2 separate regions of the Homo sapiens genome follow, and region 1 is linked to region 2. A link is a loop called in an ENCODE intact Hi-C map of the cell type or tissue named here. Cell type or tissue: endothelial cell of umbilical vein. All regions are shown on one strand. Links, peaks and the distances in the headings refer to the core of each region. The heading gives the core; the rest is flanking DNA. Region 1 overlaps EIF4G3 (eukaryotic translation initiation factor 4 gamma 3). Region 2 overlaps EIF4G3 (eukaryotic translation initiation factor 4 gamma 3).

The links. A loop is a pair of places that touch in the nucleus more often than their neighbours do. Peaks named below come from ENCODE experiments on the same cell type or tissue, not always from the same donor. Only the 100,000 strongest peaks of a DNase experiment are listed, where the experiment ranks them.
Region 1: a loop joins it to region 2, with 7 times the contacts of the local background. A loop is called at or near these places in 2 of 110 quality-filtered maps.

The regions. Positions count from the first base shown.
Region 1 is chr1:21,146,472-21,155,240 of GRCh38, forward strand. The region is part of intron 2 of EIF4G3 (eukaryotic translation initiation factor 4 gamma 3); the gene reads right to left. Among named protein-coding and RNA genes, the nearest start is that of EIF4G3, 26 kb to the right of the region's middle. In endothelial cell of umbilical vein, for the core only: no CTCF peak of the experiment used is centred there; a DNase peak (open chromatin) is centred at 3,110; H3K27ac peaks cover 2,953 bases.
Region 2 is chr1:21,018,468-21,031,214 of GRCh38, forward strand. The region is part of intron 4 of EIF4G3 (eukaryotic translation initiation factor 4 gamma 3); the gene reads right to left. Among named protein-coding and RNA genes, the nearest start is that of MIR1256, 36 kb to the left of the region's middle. RefSeq lists an enhancer at 3,933-4,077, a cis regulatory region at 4,000-4,010 and a silencer at 4,149-4,443. In endothelial cell of umbilical vein, for the core only: no CTCF peak of the experiment used is centred there; a DNase peak (open chromatin) is centred at 4,024; H3K27ac peaks cover 2,386 bases.

The DNA.
Region 1 (8,769 bases), core at 1-8,000, 130 kb after region 2:
TAAAATTGGCTGGGCGGGGTGGCTCACACCTGTAATCCCAGCACTTTGGGAGGCCAAAGCAGGTGAATCAGCTGAGGTCAGGAGTTCAAGACCAGCCTAGCAACATGGCCAGTCTCTACTAAAAAATACAAAAAAATTAACCGGGCATGGTGGTGGCCACCTGTAATCCCAGCTACTAGGGAAGCTGAGGAAGGAGAACCACTTGAACCCAGGAGGTGGAGGTTGCAGTGAGCCAAGATCATGCCATTGCACTCCCGCCTGGACAACAAGAGCAAAACTCCATCTCAAAAATAAATAAATAAATAAAATTACATATTATATGGTGACAATAGCAATTCAATAACTGGAATAAGAAAAATTAATAGTCACAAGGAGCTTTTCATTTCACACAAGAAAGTCTATAAAATACTACTAGTATCAATGCAATAATTGTAATAAAAGGCAAACCTGAACTCTTCAAAAGCTAGTAAGTTACCTAAAGATATAGTTGTTTCAGAAATTTCAGGATTTGGGCGGGTCAGTGGCTCCCGCTTATAACCCCAGCACTTTGGGAGGCTGAGGCGGGCAGATCACGAGGTCAGGAGTTCAAGACCAGCCTGGCCAACATACTGAAACCCCATTTCTACTAAAAATACAAAAAACTAGCCAGGCATGGTGGCAGACACCTGTAATCCCAGCTACTCAGGAGGCTGAGGCAGAAGAATCTCTTGAACCCGGGAGGCGGAGGTTGCAGTGAGCCAAGATCGTGCCACTGCACTCCAGCCTGGAGACAGAGCAAGACTCCATCTCAATAAATAAATAAATAAATCTATATAATTTGTATTATTTATAAAACACATGCACTGTTTTGCTAAGTTTGTTTGTTTTTTGTTTGTTTTTTTTCTTCTGAGACAGAGTCTCACACTGTCGCCTGGGCTGGAGTGCAATCGCGTGATCTCGGCTCACTGCAACCTCCACCTCCCGGGTTCAAGCGATTCTCCTGCCTCAGCCTCCTAAGTAGCTGGGATTACAGGTTCCTGCCACCACGCCTGGCTAATTTTTAGTAGAGACAGGGTCTCCCTATGTTGGCCAGGCTGGTCTCGAACTCCTGACCTCGTGATCTGCCCACCTCAGCCTCCCAAAGTGCTGGGATTACAGGTGTGAGCCACCGCACCCAACCTTTGCTAAGTTTTGAACCTAAACCAAAATCTCAAAAAATACATGAGCCTAGGACATGAACAAATAATTTTCAAAACAGGAAATAAACCTAGTAAACAAGGGAGAAAAAAATAAGCCTTACAAGTAATAAAAGAAATACAAACTAAAATCGTCTATCATTTTCACCTATCAAATCAACAAAAATTGAAAGACTGCAATATTTAATGCTGATAAAAGTAGAGTAGACCCTGAAAATATGTACATGTATTATATATCAATAAAAACAATTTAAAAATGTAGCAGGCACTAGGGTACACTGCAGGTAAAGTGAAAATTCATATCTGGTAATATACATCAATTTTCCTAGTGTTCACACCTGTTGACTCAGTAATTTTTACTTTTATTAAGGAAATATCTGAAATATTGAAAAGCATTATGCACAAAGATGGTTTCCAGCATGGCTTTTTTTCTTTTCAAGAGAAGAGTCTTGCTCTGTCACCCAAGCTGGAATGTGCAATAGCACAATCATAATTCACTGCAGCCTCAAACTCCTGAGCTCAAGCAATCCTCCCATCTCAATATCCCAAGTAGCTAGGGCTACAGGCACACTCCATTATGCCTCACCAATTTTTTTTCTAATTTCACAGAGACAAGGTCTTGCTATGTTGCCCAGGTTGGTCTTGAACTCCCGGGTCTAAACAATCTGCCTACCTTGGCCTCCCAAAGTGCTGGTTATTACACGCATGAGCCACCCTGCCTGGTCTCAGCATTCTTCTCAATAGCAAAACTGTTAACTTAAAAATCGAGTAAACAGCCGGGCGCGGTGGCTCACACCTGTCATCCCAGCACTTTGGGAGGCCAAGGTAGGCGGATCACGAGGTCAGGAGATCGAGACCATCCTGACTAACACGGTGAAACCCCATCTCTACTAAAAATGCAAAAAATCAGCTGGCTGTGGTGGCAGGTGCCTGTAGTCCCAGCTACTCGAGAGGCTAAGGCAGGAGAATGGTGTGAACCCAGGAGGCGGAGCTTGCAGTGAGCCGAGATCGCGCCACTGCACTCCAGCCTGGGCGACAGAGTGAGACTCTGTCTCATTTAAAAAAAAAAAAAAAAAAAAAGTGCATGTCTGTAATCCCTGCAACTCGAGAGGCTGAGGTGGGAGGATAGCCAGGAGTTCAAAGCCAGCCTAGGAAACACAGCAAGATCCTCATGTCAAAAAAAGAAAAAAAAAATCCAACAATAAGGAATGTGTTTTCAGTAAATTGTGGCACAGTCATATATCTAATACTATAAAGCCATTAAAGATGCCTTCAGAATGTTTTTTGAAATGTGACTATACTGGCCAGGTAGGGTGGCTCATGCCTGTAATCCCAGCAACTGGGTAAGCTGAGGCAGGAGGATAGCTTGAGCCCAGGAGTTGGAGGTTACAGTGAGCTATGATCATGCCATTGTACTCCAGCCTGAGCAACAGAGACTCTATCTCTAAAAAAAAAAAAGAAAGAAAGAAATGTTAATATATCAATATGTTAAAATAGGAAAAATAATACAAAGTTACATTTACAGTATGATTTGCAGCTATGCAAATGTGTATGTATATATATAAACACATATATGCCAACCTATGTGTACATAAATATGTACAAAAATATGTATACATATATAAACAAAAAATTCCTTCAAGGAAATTTATCGAAATACATCAATGAGTTAGAGTTATGAGTAAACTGTTATTCTTTTTTTTTCCCTGTATTTTCCATAATGATCACATATGGCTTTTCTAGAGAAGGGGGGCTTTTCTGTTTCTCAAGCAAAAAAGCCTTTTCTCTTCATCACACTGAAAGAGAAATGAATGAAGTACTGTGTTACTGCCTATCCAGATATACGGTATTTTACTGGTTGCTAAGCAGCAGATCCTGGTGTTTTTACATCATGCCTATCTCTAGTCACAGGCAGAAAGGACAGGAACTCAGGCACAAACTCACCCCATCCAAATGGCAGTGTATTTCCTCTTGGGAGTGGTCCAAAGAGCACACACAGCAACTTTAATTCTCTACTCAAACCACTCCCCATCTCTCACCTTAACATACCAAGCAGATTTTTTATATGGAACAGTATTCCTCACACAAGCTGCACGAAAGGGAAGACCTTTTTAATCCTCTACTATATGCCACCCACTCCATCTCTGAGAGATAATTCGCATTTAAGTATGTTCACCCACCAAGCTAGAAATCACCATCATTCTGGACATGTATCTGTCATCAACTGACACAGACAGGTAAGCCTTGCTGCTTTCTGAAAATAGCCAATCCTGCTCAGTGAATGACAGCATCAGCTAAGATTTCTTCTACTGCAGAGAATGGGTGGGTCCCCCCACTAATGCTGTAAATTCCAATACTCAGTGTCATTCCCTCCAAACAGCAGAATCTACAGTATGGAAATTCTTCCACAAGAAAAGCCCAATTCTTGTGGCCACAACCATTAAGAGAATCCTGAGCCAGGACATTCTCCCCAAGCTTCCCCTCCTGCTTCTTCACAGGAACCACAGCAGCCAAGTCCTATACTATGCCCGCCCCTGCTGCAGCAGCAGCCATTTTTGGCTCAGCCCTGCTGCAGTCCCAGATGAAAGCCAGGACGGCAAGGACAAGATGGCAAAGGACTTTTAAAATGGAAACTCTTAACAAAAATAACAATGAAGCAAGCATCATAAAAAATGTTGCAATAATATGCCATGTCATTTAAAATAAGGCTTTAAAAAAAGATGCCTATATTCAAGTACTTTAAACCATTTTTCATGGCGTCATGAAAAATTTGAGGGAACCTAATTCATCACAATGTGAGATCAGCACTATACTGACACTATGGGGAAAACAATGCTTAATGAGTTTAGTTTTCTACTCAACTAACAGTTAACAACAACTCCCTTGATTCCTGTGGAAAATCTAAACGCATTTCAAATTCCTCTTCACTCTCTTAAAATAATGTAATTTAATCTTTGCTGAATGAAGAGCTCACAGAGAATCAAATTTTAACTTGATTTCACTTTCCAAAATAGAAGTAGCTTTACTTTGCTAATTATAAAAATAACTGGCCGGGTGCGGTGGCTCAGGCCTGTAATCCCAGCACTTTGGGAGGCCGAGGCGGGTGGACCACCTGAGGTCGGGAGTTCGAGATCAGCCTGGCTAACATGGTGAAACCCCGTTTCTACTAAAAATACAAAATTAGCTGGGCATGGTGGCACATGCCTGTAATCCCAGCTACTCGGGAGGCTGAGGCAGAAGAATCGCTTAAACTCAGGAGGCAGAGGTTGCAGTGAGTCAGAATCATACCACTGCACTCCAGGCTGGGCAACAGAGTGAGACTCCGTCTCTAAATAAACAAATAAATAAAGTGATTAAACAAAATATCACTTACTACAGAAAAAAATCAAATGACCTAATCTCACCAGCAACCAGTAACCACATGAACACTGTTGCATAACCAAGCACCAAGCACTTTTTCCTAATGTATTTTTTAAATAAAATTTGAATATACATGCTACTTTTAACTGACTTCCACGGAGAAAATGTGCACTTTTTTATATCAGTAAATGTTTCCGCAACATTTTTAATGGTTATATAGTATTTCTTTCTTTTTTTTTTTTTTTTTTTTGAGATGGAGTCTCGCTTTGTCACCCAGGCTGGAGTGCAGTGGCACGATCTCGGCTCACTGCAAGCTCTGCCTCCCGGGTTCACGCCATTCTCCTGCCTCAGCCTCCCAAGTAGCTGGGGTTACAGGCGCCCGCCACCACACCTGGCTAATTTTTTGTATTTTTAGTACAGATAGGGTTTCACCGTGTTAGCCAGGATGGTCTTGATCTCCTGACCTCGTGATCCGCCCGCCTTGGCCTCACAAAGTGCTGGGATTACAGGCGTGAGCCACCATGCCCAGCTTTAATGGTTATATAGTATTTCAATACCTATATAGTCTGTAATTTGCCCAATGTCCTATCACTAGGCCTTCAGCATGTTTCAAAAGGTTTACTCATGTCATGAAAGATGACATGAGAACAATCAGAATCTTACTTGAATACCAACTTTCAAAGTATAATTCTATAAAAGCAAATTGTATTAAATAAAAAAAAAAACAGGGCTAATTTCAAGGTATTCCTTGAATATATGTTAAAAAAATCTCTTAGAATACTAACAAAATTTAATACAACAACAGTCCAGTTTCTGTTACATTACCTAGGGCCACAAGAAACTCCTAGGTCAAACTGTCTCACCCACTCCACTTGGAAAAAGAGATTCATCCTAATCCCTGTCTCACTCTAGATACTAGTTTAGTATAAAAGACAAGTTCAAACAAAAGAAGACAGTAACTAAGCCTAGGGAAAAAGTGAAACCAATTCCATGAGGTAAGACTGATCCAGGACTCTAATCAGACAATTCTGAGGTCTAGCTTCAGACTGGAGAATGGAGGGATTAAAAGGCTCAGAAGAAGTTCTAAAGACTCCCGGATCTATAACTGACAGGGAACCAAGCACCTAGAAAAAGCAGGCAAGCTCAGAAGTACACTATACATTCCATCACAGAAATTCCTTTGGGCCAGGCACAGTGGCTCACGCCTATAATCCCAAGACTTTGGGAGGCAAAGGCAGGTGGATTGCTTGAGCCTGGAAGGTCAGTGCTGCAGTGAGCCAAGATGATGCCACTGTACTCTGGCCTGGGCAACAGAGCGAGACCCTGTCTCTACAAAAAAAAAAAAAGCAAATAAAATTTTTAAAAAAATCTTTGGGTTCACAAATTTGAAAAGGCCAACTACTTTTTGTTACGTACTCCTTAGATGGAATCAAACTTGCTAACACTAAAAAAAAAAAACCAGAAAAATAAAACGCCCCCTTACAGGGCCTTCAACATGAAGCTTCTTTATAAAAGTAAAATCCATTTCCCTTCAACTCCCAGACTGTTTCCTAATGCAACTTCAATTACCTTTCCAGTCATTACAAGTCACAGTGAGCTGGTATCTACTACCATGACCCAGAGAGCTTCCCAAAATACTTTCCCTATGAGGTCATTGCGGTATTAGCTATTAATAACATTATTTTATGCCATATAATAAAATATATCAACATTTGGAAAATTTACATAACTTAATGAACAATTATCTTCAAATAACTGATGCATAATGGTATAATCTTCCAAATAACCAATGCATGATATTACAAAATCACACACAGGTAAAAGATCCATTCAAGCCAAGCACGATGTACACACTCTGTCATCCTAGCAACTCAAGATGCTGAGGCAGGAGGATGGCTTGAGGCCAGGAGTTCGAGGCTACAGTGAGCTGTGACTGTATCTGTGAATAGCCACTGCACTCCAGCCTGGGAAACAAAGGAATATGCTGTTTCCAAAATAATTTTTAAATAATCACAAAATGATTCCTAAATGCTCCAAAGTTCCCTCCTTTCTCAAATCTATTTTCTAATTAGATTAAGAAACTTTCAGGGACAATGGCCACTCTTCATTTTTACTTCTTCCCACAGTTCTCCTGAAGTGTATAGCAGACACTGATGTGTGCTGCCCCTAGTAGCTTTCGGCCACTTTCAGGATGTGTTATTTTTGAAGGGAAGCTAAAAAGTACTACATCTCAAAGACTACATCTCAAAGACTCTTAGACAGACAAAAGTCTTCACTCATCTAGAAGATTCTAACGGCATTCTGAATAGCACTATCATTCTTTTAACTATCTACTATGACAGCTACCACAGTAACATTTATTTTTAATAGCTGAGACCATTTGAGAAGGAGGTGAGTTAAAAGATTTCCATAATCCATTCTAACCCTCGCATTCTAAGATTCTGGTTCTCTTTATTCTCAAGTCCCAGCATTCAATAATGCTGGATACTATGGTTGTTTAGGGGCTTGAAGATGAGTCAGCAGGTACAGCAATTTGTGAGATGCAGCTTTTTTTTGTTTGTTTGTTTGTTTGAGACGGAGTCTCGCTCTTGTAGCCCAGGCTGCAGTGCAATGAATTGCACAATTTTGGCTCAGGGGAACCTCCGCCTCCCAGGTTCAAGTGATTCCCCTGCCACAGCCTCCTGAGTAGCTGGGATTATAGGTATGTGCCACCACACCCGACTAATTTTTCTATTTTTAGTAGAGACTGGATTTCACCATGTTGGCCAGGCTGGTCTCGAACTCCTGACTTCAGGTGATCCTCCCTCCTTGGCCTCCCAAAGTGCTGGGATTATAGGCGTGAGCCACCGAGACCGGCCAAGAAGCATTTCATTATACTTCAAACAACAGTGAAGCCAGCAAAAGATAGCTGCTGTGGTTTACATTGCTGAACATGCTGTTGGGTTTCACAGGCCAGTAAAAACTACCTATTGTCAGCAAGCCTCATTTTTCTTAGTTAAAGGTTAAGAAGCACCAGACTTAGCCAGCAGCTCCTAAAGCAGAGTGAACAATCTCTTTTCTCAAAGCAGAATTAGTATAAGTGCTTATCCACCAAAATCAGGGTTATTAGTTTAATGGAATTTGCTCATTTCTAAAGATGTCCTACTGGAAATAAGATAACGGAACATTCAAAAACCATTCTTCCCTAGGAATGTGCCTCTGGTTGCAATAAACAAACTCTCTATATAGATCACTAATGTTATACATGCTCAGACACAGGAAAAACTGCTTTCAATAACAACAAGAAAAGTAAGTCAAGGGCGTATTTTTTTTAATCACAAAATGCTATTAACTAAAGTACAGAGAAAGGAATAGAAAATATGCAGATACAGTATCAATCACTAACCTTTTTTGTGAGAGCCAGAAAGGCAAAACAACCTGCAACATTCTACGAAATTATCTATTTTTCTGGTTTTGAGTATTTTCAACTTAGTTTTCCTTCTGAGTCAAAAGTAGTTGAACTTTAAGAATCCTTCTGTCATAAGTAGCCTCCGCTCCAAATATATTTTTCAAAGTTTTGGTTTCCAGTGAAAGACTAAACTGAAAAACACTTCCTAACTGCTTTCTGGTTGCATATCCAACGGTTCATCTGAGCATTATACCCTGAACACAAATAGAAGTTCCTTTTTCATTCAAAGGCAGCCAATTTAACCTAACATTTCAAATTCTAGCTGAACTATTAATAAGGAGATGCAGATATATGCTATGTATCTATGCATCTATGTATCTCTCCATCTATATATCTCTTTAGCAGTATGATAAAAGATGTCCTACATTTTGATGAGCAGGTATTTTCACTATTGTCTCATTATTTGAGTATTGAAACAATATGCCTCAATTTTACTCACTTATAAACTATCTACTACAAACCTGTGACTAACCATAAACAAAGGCTGAAACTGAAACCAGAAATATATTTTTTAAATATATAGGCCAGCGGGGCACAGTGGCTCACGCCTGTAATCCCAGAACTTTGGGATGCTGAGGCGGGTGGATTACTTGAGGTCAGGAGTTCAAGACCAGCCTGGCCAACATAGAGAAACCCCATCTCCACTAAAAATACAAAACCTACCTAGGCATGGTGGCAGGTGCCTGTAATCTCAGCTACTTGGGAGGCTGAGGCAGGAGAATCGCTTGAACCCAGGAGGCGGAGGTTGCAGTGAGCCAAGATCGTGCCACTGCACTCCAGCCTGGG
Region 2 (12,747 bases), core at 1-8,000:
GAGAATCGCTTGAACCCAGGAGGTGGAGGTTGCAGTGAGCTGAGATCACGCCACTGCACTCCAGCCTGGGCAACAGAGCTAGACTCCTTCTCTTAAAAAAAAAAAAAAATTAAGGTGGTACTATGGTTGAATACTGACCCCTCCAAATCTCATATTGAAATGTGACCCCCAATGTTGGAGCTGGAGTCTAATGGGAAGTGTTTGGATTAAGGGAGTTGATCTCTCATGAATGAGTTGCTGCCATCCTTGCTGGAGTGAGTTCTCACTTAGTTCCCTTAAGAACTGGTTATTTAGAAGAGCCTGTCACCTGGTTCTCTCATCATGTGATCTCTGAACACACCTCCCCCTCACCTTTTGCCATGAGTAGAAGCTTCCTGAGGCCCTTATCTGAAGCAGGTGTTGGTCTGGCAATATGCTTCTTGTATAGCCTACAGAACCATGAGACTAATAAAGCTCTTTTTTTTTTTTTACCCCCAAATAATCCAGACTTAGGTATTCCTTTATAGCAAATGATCTCAGAAAGATGGTAAATTTTGTGTATTTTACCACAACTGAAAAAAAGTTTTTTTAAGAGAACAGGTCTCACTCTGTTGCCCAGGGTGGAGTACAGTGGCACAATCATAGCTCACTGCAGCCTAGAACTCCTGGGTTTAAGTGATCTTCCCCTGCCTCAGCCTCACAAGTAGCTGGGACTAGAGGCACGAGTCACCACATCCAGATAAAAACACTTTTAAAGTAGTCAAAACAACAATATTACTCTAGCACAAAAGCTTGATATCAAACAAGTTTGTTTCAAGAGCACTTATTCAATTTCACTAATTGGTTGTCAGACGAATACATATTTGCACGTATATTTGTAAATGCTTGCTTGTTTCTTGTTGAATTGTAAACAATACTTGACAAAGTAGAGCTGTTTAAACAATGAAAACTTGATATGGTAGTATATTCCACATGAAACTCATAAATGGTAGACAGCTATATAAAACCATCCAACACAGATCTTAAAATCAACATTTAATAGTCTGCACAAAACATGATGCCTTTTTTATGTTTCAGTGAATGAAAAATAAAAATTTTTATCTTTTATTATCGAGGGAGAGTAAGAAAGTCCCAAACAGAATACATATTTTCTCATCTCATAGAGCAAGAGAAGTTATTTAAAAACAACATGCCATGGGAGGCCAAGGCAGACGGATCACAAGGTCAAGAGATCGAGACCATCCTGACCAACATGGTGAAACCCTGTCTCTACTAAAAATACAAAAAATTAGCTGGGCGTGGTGGCACATGCCTGTAGTCCCAGCAACTAGGGAGGCTGAGGCAGGAGAATCGCTTGAACCCAGGAGGCAGAGCTTGCAGTGAGCCGAGACTGCACCACTGCACTCCAGCCTGGCAACAGAGCAAGACGCCGTCTCAAAACAAAACAAAACAAAACAAAATGCCCCCATGAACATAATCAAGAAACACTATAAATAATTAAATAAAACAAGAAAATAATTCCTCTACTACAGGAAAACATTGGCTCTTCATGTCAATGAGGGTTCTGTTACTATTGCAACTGCCAATCTGAAAGGAATTGAGGAACCACTTTTTCCTTCTTCAAATCTAACATCATCCCATGTGGAATAGTTGCGTCCACTTAACAACATTTTCTTACTTATTCTTTGCAACGTGCCAAAACACTATGCTGAACTCAGGCTTTGAGGCCCAGACAACCATCAGAAATGACCAATTTGCGGGGCCAGGCACAGTGATCATATCTGTAATCTTAGCACTTTGGGAGGCGGAGGTGAGAAGATTGCTTGAGCTTAAAAGTTCAAGACCAGCCTGGGTAACACAGCAAGACTCCGTCTCTACAAAAAAAATTTAAAAATTACCCAGGCATGGTGGTGCATGCCTGTGGTCTGAGCTACTTGCAAGGCTGAGGTGGAAGAACTGCTTCAGCCTAGGAGGAGGAGGTTGCAGTGAGCCAAGATCATGTCACTGCACTCCAGCCTGGGCAACAGAGTGAGACCCTGTCTCAAAAATAAATAAATAAATAAATGAATAAATAAAGAAGAATACCATTTATCTGTTGGGATAAGGGCAGGTATGGGACCATGTATAGCCAGCGCGATTACTGGAATACATTTCAAACGATGTCCAAGTCAGGTCCTATTTACATGCAGTGAATCAGAAGATACATACTTTAATTTTCCATTCTAGGTTAATACAGAATATCTAATAACTATACCAACTAAAACATTTTAAAATATAAATCCCATTAAATATTCAAACAATGGTATAATATTGTAAATAAAAACAAGTCCTGTGATTTTTACTGAAACATGGAGTGAAATAAAAGAGTGTAAGCTTAATGCAGAAACTTTTAAAATCAATTATAGAAAGGGTACGTATTTCCTACTTTATATATAGCATCAACCACTGGGTAGTTCTACTGACTATTAGATTGATCACACATTCCCACTACATAAAGCATTATTGTAAAAAGAATGCTGGCATTTATTTCTTATTTATGTATTTATTTTAATTTTGAGACAGAGTCTCCCTCTATCAGCCAGGCTGGAGTGCAGTGGTGAGACCTTTGTTCACGGCAACCTTCACCTCTCAGGTTCAAGCCATCCTCATACTTCAGCCTCCCGAATACCTGGGACTATGGGTATGCACCACCACCCCCAGTTAATTTTTGAATTTTTAGTAGACACAGTGTTTTGCCATGTTGGCCAGATTGGTCTCAAACTCCTGGCCTCAAGTGATCCGCCCACCTCAGCCCCCCAAAGTGCTGGGATTATAGTCATAAACCACTGTGCCCAGCCTATTTCTTCTTAGTGACTCTAGCTTCCCTTTCCCTTTTGAAATAATCTCTGATTAAAGTTTACATGCTACAAATGCTGCACCTCTGAGAGCAAGAATACTCAAATGTCAAAAAGAATAAACCATAACAACTCACAATTTCTCAGACAATGAGCAGATTATGATTATTATGTAAGCTCAGGCTTCCAAGTGCTCTCTCCTTCAAAGCCAAGCATGTAACAGGTATACAGCATAACAGTAACCATACTCTGACATACTTAAGATTCTTTCTTTCTTTTTTTTTCTTTATGTGGAGACAGAGTCTTGCTCTGTCATCCAGGCTGGAGTGCAGGGGTGCAATCTCGGCTCACTGCAACCTCTGCCTCCTGGGTTCAAGCGATTCTCCTACCTCAGCCTTCCAAGTAGCTGGGACTACAGGCGCGCAGCACAATGCCTGGCTAATTTTTGTATTTTTAGTAGAGACAGGATTTCACCATGTTGGGCAGGCTGGTCTCGAACTCCTGAACTCAGGTGATCCACTTGCCTCAGCCTCCCAAAGTGCTGGGATTACAGCCATGAACCACCGTGCCCGGCTCTGACATATTTAAGACTCAATTACAGTACATGGTAGGCACAAACCTTCAGTACAAGATGAATAAATCAAGAAAATCAAAGTAAAACTATTGCTACTATAATTTAATATTAACATAAAATCCAGCAAATACGTAAATTTCTATTTCAAAACAACATTTGCTATAGCCTCACAAAAAGGTTCCTATATGAAAATTTTGGTGCAAAAATACCTCAACGATGGCACTAAGCACCGAAAATGCATATCTGTCCAAAGTATAATCTAAAATGGTACAGAATTATTTTATGGATAATTTAAAGGCTATCTTCTTTTGCTACCTTTCATTTAAATACCAAAGATTGCACCTTAACAATGTAAGAAATGAAATAGTACTGGCTGACTATATATCCAGTTATTTATAAGGGAAAGCACTCAATGATGGGTGTCCATTATGATTTTTCTATCTGATTATGCTAAATGTAGTACAAAAACCCCACAAGTTATTTTTAGGTCATCACTGAGTTGGTTAAATAAACATTATGTCTGCCTGTGTAATGTGACTCCCGTAGTACTTACTCTGTCGAGAATAAACAGACATCATGCACACTGAATCATATGAGACAGGTTCAGAAAACAGCTGAGTCACCGACCATTAGCCCTTTACTTCCTGTTCACAGTAACACAGTGGAAATTTCTACCTCACCACAACATCAGGCTTCTTTTCCCATTCCCACTAATAAGTTATACTTTCCCTCAATAACACCAACCAGTTTGTGTTAAAGCTCAATTTAGACATCACATAGTTCTATTATGTTCTAATATTCCCAACCCACACACCAAGTTCCTGACAATACAAAAACAAAGACAAGTAACATTAGGAGGTTAATTAGGTTGGCATGCGTCATCACAATTAAGCTAGGTCTATTTGGAAAAAACCAAGTCTCTCCAGTTGACCTACAGGTGGAAGTATTACAGTATCACCTCACTGTCCATGTAGCTTGTACTTTTTTGATATGGCCAACAGATCCCCTAGGTTTTCTTTCTAAAGCTTCCCTGAATTACATGGTAAATGTTCTTTTACTATGAATAACAAGCTTTAAAGCAAAATCACTTTCAGTTTTCTTTCCTTCGAGGATGCTAATTAGTAGTACCCTCAGTTAAAAACATTAGGCACGCAAAAACTTTTACTCACATTAGAATGAAAAAAACTCTCAAACTATACTTGACTTCAGATGTAGCAATCTAACAAGTTTGTGAGTTTTTCTTTTTTGTTTGCAGTAGCAATTCTAAGTCATGGAAATCAAGTTGAAAAAGACACGATTCCTATGCACAGGGATTTACAATTTACCTAACAACAGTAAAAATGACATAGAAAGTGGTGTAAGGGCTCTCCCTCTCCCTCCCCCTCCCCTCCCCCTCCCCCCCTCCCCCTCCCTCTCCCTCTCCCCACGGTCTCCCTCTCTTTCCACGTCTCCCTCTCATGCGGAGCCAAAGCTGGACTGTACTGCTGCCATCTCGGCTCACTGCAACCTCCCTGCCTGATTCTCCTGCCTCAGCCTGCCGAGTGCCTGCGATTGCAGGCACGCGCCGCCATGCCTGACTGGTTTTGGTGGAGACAGGGTTTCGCTGTGTTGGCCGGGCCAGTCTCCAGCCCCTAACCGCGAGTGATCCGCCAGCCTCGGCCTCCCGAGGTGCCGGGATGGCAGACGGAGTCTTGTTCACTCAGTGCTCAATGGTGCCCAGGCTGGAGTGCAGTGGCGTGATCTCGGCTCGCTACAACCTACACCTCCCAGCCGTCTGCCTTGGCCTCCCAAAGTGCCGAGATTGCAGCCTCTGCCCAGCCGCCACCCCGTCTGGGAAGTGAGGAGTGTCTCTGCCTGGCCGCCCATCGTCTGGGATGTGAGGAGCCCCTCTGCCTGGCTGCCCAGTCTGGAAAGTGAGGAGCGTCTCCGCCCGGCCGCCATCCCATCTAGGAAGTGAGGAGCGCCTCTTCCCGGCCGCCATCACATCTACGAAGTGAGGAGCGTCTCTGCCCGGCCGCCCATCGTCTGAGATGTGGGGAGCGCCTCTGCCCCGCCGCCCCATCTGGGATGTGAGGAGCGCCTCTGCCCGGCCACGACCCCATCTGGGAGGTGAGGAGCGTCTCTGCCCGGCCGCCCAGTCTGAGAAGTGAGGAGACCCTCTGCCTGGCAACCACCCCGTCTGAGAAGTGAGGAGACCCTCCGCCCGGCAGCTGCCCCGTCTGAGAAGTGAGGAGCCTCTCCGCCCAGCAGCCACCCCATCTGGGAAGTGAGGAGCGTCTCCGCCCGGCAGTCACCCCGTCCGGGAGGGAGGTGGGGGGGGGTCAGCCCCCCGCCCGGCCAGCCGCCCCATCCGGGAGGGAGGTGGGGGTTCAGCCCCCCGCCCGGCCAGCCGCCCCGTCCGGGAGGTGAGGGGCGCCTCTGCCCGGCCGCCCCTACTGGGAAGTGAAGAGCCCCTCTGCCCGGCCAGCCGCCCCGACCGTGAGGGAGGTGGGGGGGTCAGCCCCCTGCCCAGCCAGCCACCCCGTCTGGGAGGTGTGCCCAACAGCTCATTGAGAATGGGCCAGGATGACAATGGCGGCTTTGTGGAATAGAAAGGGGGGAAAGGTGGGGAAAAGATTGAGAAATCGGATGGTTGCCGTGTCTGTGTAGAAAGAAGTAGACATGGGAGACTTTTCATTTTGTTCTGCACTAAGAAAAATTCTTCTCCCTTGGGATCCTGTTGATCTGTGACCTTACCCCCAACCCTGTGCTCTCTGAAACATGTGCTGTGTCCACTCAGGGTTAAATGGATTAAGGGCGGTGCAAGATGTGCTTTGTTAAACAGATGCCTGAAGGCAGCATGCTCGTTAAGAGTCATCACCAATCCCTAATCTCAAGTAATCAGGGACACAAACACTGCAGAAGGCCGCAGGGTCCTCTGCCTAGGAAAACCAGAGACCTTTGTTCACTTGTTTATCTGCTGACCTTCCCTCCACTATTGTCCCATGACCCTGCCAAATCCCCCTCTGTGAGAAACACCCAATAATTATCAATAAAAAAATAAATTTAAAAAAAAAAAAAGAAAGTGGTGTAAGGAGTATGAATAATATATCAAGAAGTACAGAGCAGAATGTGATTAATTCTTCCTGGGAGAAGAGTTCCAGGGAGCCTCCAAAGGTGGCAGATCAACAGTGATAGATGGTGAGCTTGCAGTCAGCCATAAAAAGCAGAGGAGATCATGTGTAGGCAAAACAAGGAATATTTTAAACAGAAGCACAAAGACCTGAAAAACTAGGGCACGTCTGCTGAACCATAAACACGTCAGTAATGCCAGAGAATAGAAGTGCATGAGGTAGAGTGAGAGGAGGTGACATCAGAGGATTAGATTAGGGCCAGACTAAAAAGACGGGTCAAGTAAGGACTTCGCCATGAAGGTAATCCTAGGAGATGTTGAACAGGGCAGAAATATCATCCAATTTGTTTAAAAAAGAGAGCCATTACAACAATATGAACTCTTAGTGAAGATACTGGTGTCAAGATATCAAACAGGGATCTATTCCGACAGCCCAGGTACATAGTGATAAGGGCCTGATAACAGCAGTGGATCTCGACAGAAAAAAAAAAGGCAGATTTGGGAGTTAATTCATATATTATAGAAACAGCAGGATTTTCTGAGCACCTAAATATAAGGGGAAGAAAGCTGCTTCTCCAAGGTTTGAGGATTAGATGGTGAAGAATGCTTACAGAACCCAAAATGATTGGGTCCCAGGCTATCATTGACTTCACTTCACATACCATTACTGTCCAGCCATACTGGCCTTATTTTATTCTCTCAAATATATCAACTTTTTTTTCTCTCAAGGCTTCTGCAATAGTTGTTTTCTCTGCTTTGAATAAAAAAGTGATGAATTCATTTATATTATGGAGAGTTTTAATGTCAAAGAGATCTCTAGGTACAAAAGTCTACAGAGTAATTAGGCATGAAGAGAGCAGAGTCAACCCAGAATGAACTAAGAATCAGCAAACATAACCAACAGTCCTTGCCATGAGAGTGGATGAGATAACCTAAAAACCCAATAACAAAAAATTATCCCCTGTTCATGAACTGGAAGATTTAATATTGTTAATATACCAATACAACCCAAAGTGACTTACAGATTCAATGCAATCTCTATCAAAATCCCAATGGTGTGTTCTACAAAAACAGAAAAACTCCCCATCCTGATATTCATATGTATTCTCAAGGAAGTCTGGATAGCCAAAACAATAGCTGAAAAGAAAAAAGCTGGAGGCCTCACAATTCCAGATTTCAAAATTACAAATCTGCAAAAATGAAAAGTGCAGTACTGGTGTAAAAATAAACCAAAAGTAATTAGAAATGGGAAAAAATGGCCCAGAAATAAACCCACAAATATATGTTCAAACGATTTTTGAAAAGGGTACCAAAACCATTCAATGGGGAAAGGACATTTTCAACAAATGGTTCTGGGAGAAATTAGATATACATATGCAAAAGAATGAAGTTAGACCCTCACTTAACACCAAATACAAAAATTAAGTCAAAATAGATTAAGACCAAAATGTAAGAGCTAAAAGTAAAAAAATCTGAGAAGAAATCAGAGAGAAAACGCTCTGAAACACTGGATTTGGCAATGACTTCTTAGATACAATACCAAAGGCAGAAGCAAAAAAAAAAAAAAGTAGACAACTTGGGCATATTAACAATTTAAAATTTTTGTGCATCGAAAGATATTACACCAAGAGAGTCAAGAGGCAACCTACAGAAGAAGAGAAAATATTTGTAAACTGTACACCTGTTAAAAAGTTAATATCCTGGGCTGGGCACCATGGCCTGTTTGTAATCCCAGCACTTTGGGAGGCCAAGGTGGGGAAATCACTTGAGGCCAGGAGTTCGAGACCAACCTGACCATCATGGCAAAACCCTGTCTCTACTAAAAATACAAAAATGAGCCAGGAATGGCAATCCCAGATACTCAGGTGGCTGAGGCACGATAATCATTTAAACCCAGGAGGCGGAGGTTGCAGTGAGCTGAGATCGCACCACTGCACTCCAGCCTGCGTGACAGAGGGAGACACTGTCTCAAAAAAAAAAAAAAAAAAAGTTAATATCCTGAATATATAGAACTCCTAAAACTCAATCACAAAAAAGCAAACAATCAGATTCAGAAATGGGCAAAGGACACGAATAGACATTTCTATTAAAAAGACATACACAAATGGCCAACAAGCCCATGAAAATATGCTAATCCTAAGGAAATACAAATCAATACTATATTGGTATATATCACCTCCTCACACCAAGATGGCTAGTATATATATGTGTACATACACACATACAATTTTTTTTTTTTTTTTTGAGACAGAGTCTCGCTCTGTCGCCCAGGCTGGAGTGCAGTGGCAAGATCTCAGCTCCCTGCAACCTCCACCTCCCGGGTTCAAGTGATTCTCCTGCCTCAGCTTCCCAAGTAGCTGAGACTACAGGTGCGTGCCACCATGCTCAGCACAGTGGCTCGTGCCTGTAATCCCAGCACTTTGGTAGGCCAAGGCATGCAGATCACAAGGTCAGGAGTTCGAGACCATCCTGGCTAACCCAGTGAAAGCCTGTGTCTACTAAAAATACAAAAAATTAGCCGGGCATGGTGGCACGGGCCTGTAGTCCCAGATACTTGGGAGGCTGAGGCAGGAGAATCGCTTGAACTCAGGAGGCAGAGGTTGCAGTGAGCCGAGATCGCCCCACTGCACTTCAACTTGGGCAACACAGCAAGACTCCATCTCAAAAAAAAGGAAAAGTGTTGTAAAAGATGTGGAGAAAGTGGAACTCTTGCACACTGTTGGTAGGAATGTAAAATAGGTACAGCCATTGTGGAAAACAGTATGGCATTTTCACAAAAAATAGGAATAACCATACAGTTCTGCAATTCCACTTCCAAGTATCCACTCTAAATAAATGAAAACGAGGTCTTAAGGGAGTTCTTTGTACATCCACATTCATATCACTATTATTCATAACTGGTAAAACATGAAAGCCAACCAAGTATGCATCAGCAAATGAATAGATAAGCACAATATGGTACCATAGATAAAGTGAAACATTAGCCTTAAAAAGAAAGGGAATTCTGACATATCCTACAAAATGGATGGAACTTGAGGACAATATGCTAAGTGAAATAAGCCAGGCACAAACAACTACTGTATGATAACAGTTATATGATGTAGTTAAAGAATAGCCAAAGCCACAGACAGACAGGAGAATGGCTGTTGCCAGGGTGCAAAGGGAGGGGTCAAAGGGAAGTTATTGTTTAATGGGTATAGACTTTCAGTTTTACAAGATGAAAGAAAAGAGTTATAAAGATGGATCGTGTGATCACTGCATATTATCAATGTATACTTAAAATGTACACTTAAAAATGGGGTTAAGATTTTAAACTTTGTGCTATTTGCATTTTAACACAATTTTTTAAATTGGGAAAAAAAAGAGAAAGGTTCAGAGATAATAAAGTAAGTTGCCCAAGGTCACACATGATGGCTAATTCAAAATGTAAACCTCAAAATGCAGACACCAGTGAAATTATAAAACAAATATCTACTTATACAAAACTCAGGATAATTGTTACCACTAGGGAGAAAGAGGCAGCTGAGATAAAGGAGGAATACAGAGTGGCTTCAAAGATATTGATAATCGACTTAAGGTGAGTGGTGGTTGGTTGTGTTATGATTATCCTTTCAAACCAAACACGTTACAATATACTTTTATAAGCTTAAACATGTCATAATAAATTGTAAAACACAGGTGTTTCAACAAACAGTAAGCAGCAGAATTAGACAAGGTGAAGCAGAGCTACTCATGATACATAACTTCACAAGCTATATACAGTGTATGGCCTGTCGAGCTGTTGGTGACCAACCTAGTACTGAAGTAAGCACAGTTCAGGATATGACTGAAAGTCAATTAGTGATTACTAAAAAGATTATCAAGCAGCTAAGTTGTAGCTATATTATACCTAAATAGAGTTTAGACCAGCTGTATTAATAAATCATTAATTTTTTGTTTGAGATACAGTCTTGCTGTTGCCCAAGCGGGAGTTCATGATCACAGCTCATCGTAACCTCTCACTCCTGGATGCCGCAAGTGAATCTCCAGCCTCAGCTTCCCAAAGTGCTGGAATTACTGGCTTGAGCCAATGCGCCTGGCCCAAACAAAGTCTCGCTCTGGGGTACAGTGGCGTGATCCCGGCTCACTGCAACCTCCACCCCCTAGGTCCAAGCGATTCTCATGCCTCAGCCTCCCGAGTAGCTGAAACCACAGGTGCACACAACCACACCCAGCTAATGTTTTATATTTTTTAGTAGAGACAAGGTTTCACCACTTTGGCTAGGCTGGTCTTGAACTCCTGGCCTCACGTGATCCGCCTGCCTCAGCCTCCCAAAGTGCTGGAATTACAGGCATGAGCCACCATGCCTGGCCCCAATCATAAAGTTTTAATTAGACTCCACGAACACAGGTAATGGAATTTCCAAAGCAGAGCCATCCATCCTGGGAGCAAGAACAGAGGAAAAGACCTGCTGAGTTAGATTCAGGGACGAGAACTGGGAAGAAAGAGAAATTGAGTCGGGGGGGGGAAGGGAACTAGTGGGCCAGGTGCAGTGGCTCACGCCTGTAATCCTAACACTTTGGGAGGCCAAGGCAGAAGGATCACTTGAAGCCAGGAGTTTGAGACAAGCCTGCACAACATAGCAAGACCTCATCACTACAAAATAAACCATTAGTTTGATTTTTTTAAAACAAAGAGAACTAGTGGTTTTATAAAAATAAAGTTATAGTAGTTAGTGATAGGATCAAGGGTAAATAAGAGAAAGTGAAGGCAGAAAGGGGCTGCCATCTTGAGAAAAGAAATGGATTAAAGAATTAAAAGGTTGTAGGCTGTGAAATAGGTATAACAGGACTGGCATGGGATAGGAAAAAGGAACAAAGACTATGGTCAGAAAAATGTTATTTATTTATTATTTTATTTTTTATTCTTGAGACAGGGTCTCACTTTGTTGCCAGGCTGGAGCACAGTGGCACAATCATGCTGCAGTGAGCCATGAACTCCTGGGCTCAGGGGATCCTCCTACCTCAGCCTCCCAAGTAGCTGAGACTACAGGTGTAAAACACCATGCCCAACTAATTTTTAAAAATTTTTTGTGGAGACAGGGTCTTGCTTTGCTGGACCAGATGTTTGAGGCCCAGGATGGCCTCAAACTCCTCGCTTCAAGTGATCATCCTGCCTCAACCTCCCAAAGTGCTGGAATTACAGGTATGAGCCACTGGGCTGGTTGGAGAAATTTTAGACTTCAAGAATTCAAAGGCAGAGCAGTTCTCAGCTGATATGGTTTGGCTCTGTGTCTCCACCCAAATCTCATCTTGTAAGCTCCCATAATTCCCATGTGTTATGGGGGGAACCCAGTGAGAGATGACTGAATTATGGAGGCAGGTCTTTTCCTGTGCTGTTCTCTTGATAGTGAATGGGTGTCACGTGATCTGATGGTTTTAGAAATGGGAGTTGCCCTACACAAGCTCCCTTTTTGCCTGCTGCCATCCATGTAAGATGTGACTTGCTCTCCCTTGCCTTCTGCCATGATTGTGAGGCCTCCCCAGCCATGTGGAGCCCAAGTCCAACAAACCTCTTTCTTTTGTAAATTGCCCAGTGTCAAGTATATCTTTACCAGCACCCTGAAAATGGACTAATACATCAGTAGAGACCAGGTCCAGGCCAGTGCTCGTAACAAAAATATAAAAAATACAATACAAACCACACAAGTAAGTAATTTAAAATTTTCTAGGTCACCAGATTAGAAAAACTTAAAACTGGTGAAATTAATTTTGTGTTTTACACTTACAAAACATCTCAATTTGCAGAAACTATGTTTCAAGTGCTCAAAAGCCACAGTGGCTCTAATAGCGACCACATTGGACAGTGCAGATCTAGACTGTGTCCATATAGATTGCTGAATATGTGTCTATATACAGTTGCTATTGGGAGGCAAAGAATGGGAAGAAAAAAGGATCAGCCGGGTGTGGTGGCTCATGCCTGTAATCCCAGCAATTTGGGAGGCTGAAGTGGGTGGATCACTTGAGGTCAGGAGTTCAAGATCAGCCTGGCCAACATGGTGAAACTCCACCCCTACTAAAAATACAAAAATTAGCCAGGCAGCGTGGCACATGCCTGTAATCCCAGCTATTTGGGTGGCTGAGGCAGGAGAATCACTTGAACCCAGGAGGTGTGGGCCGCAGTGAGCCAAGATCACACCACTGCACTCCAGCCTGTGCAGCAGAGTGAGACTGTCTCAAAAAAAAAACACAACAACAACAACAACAAC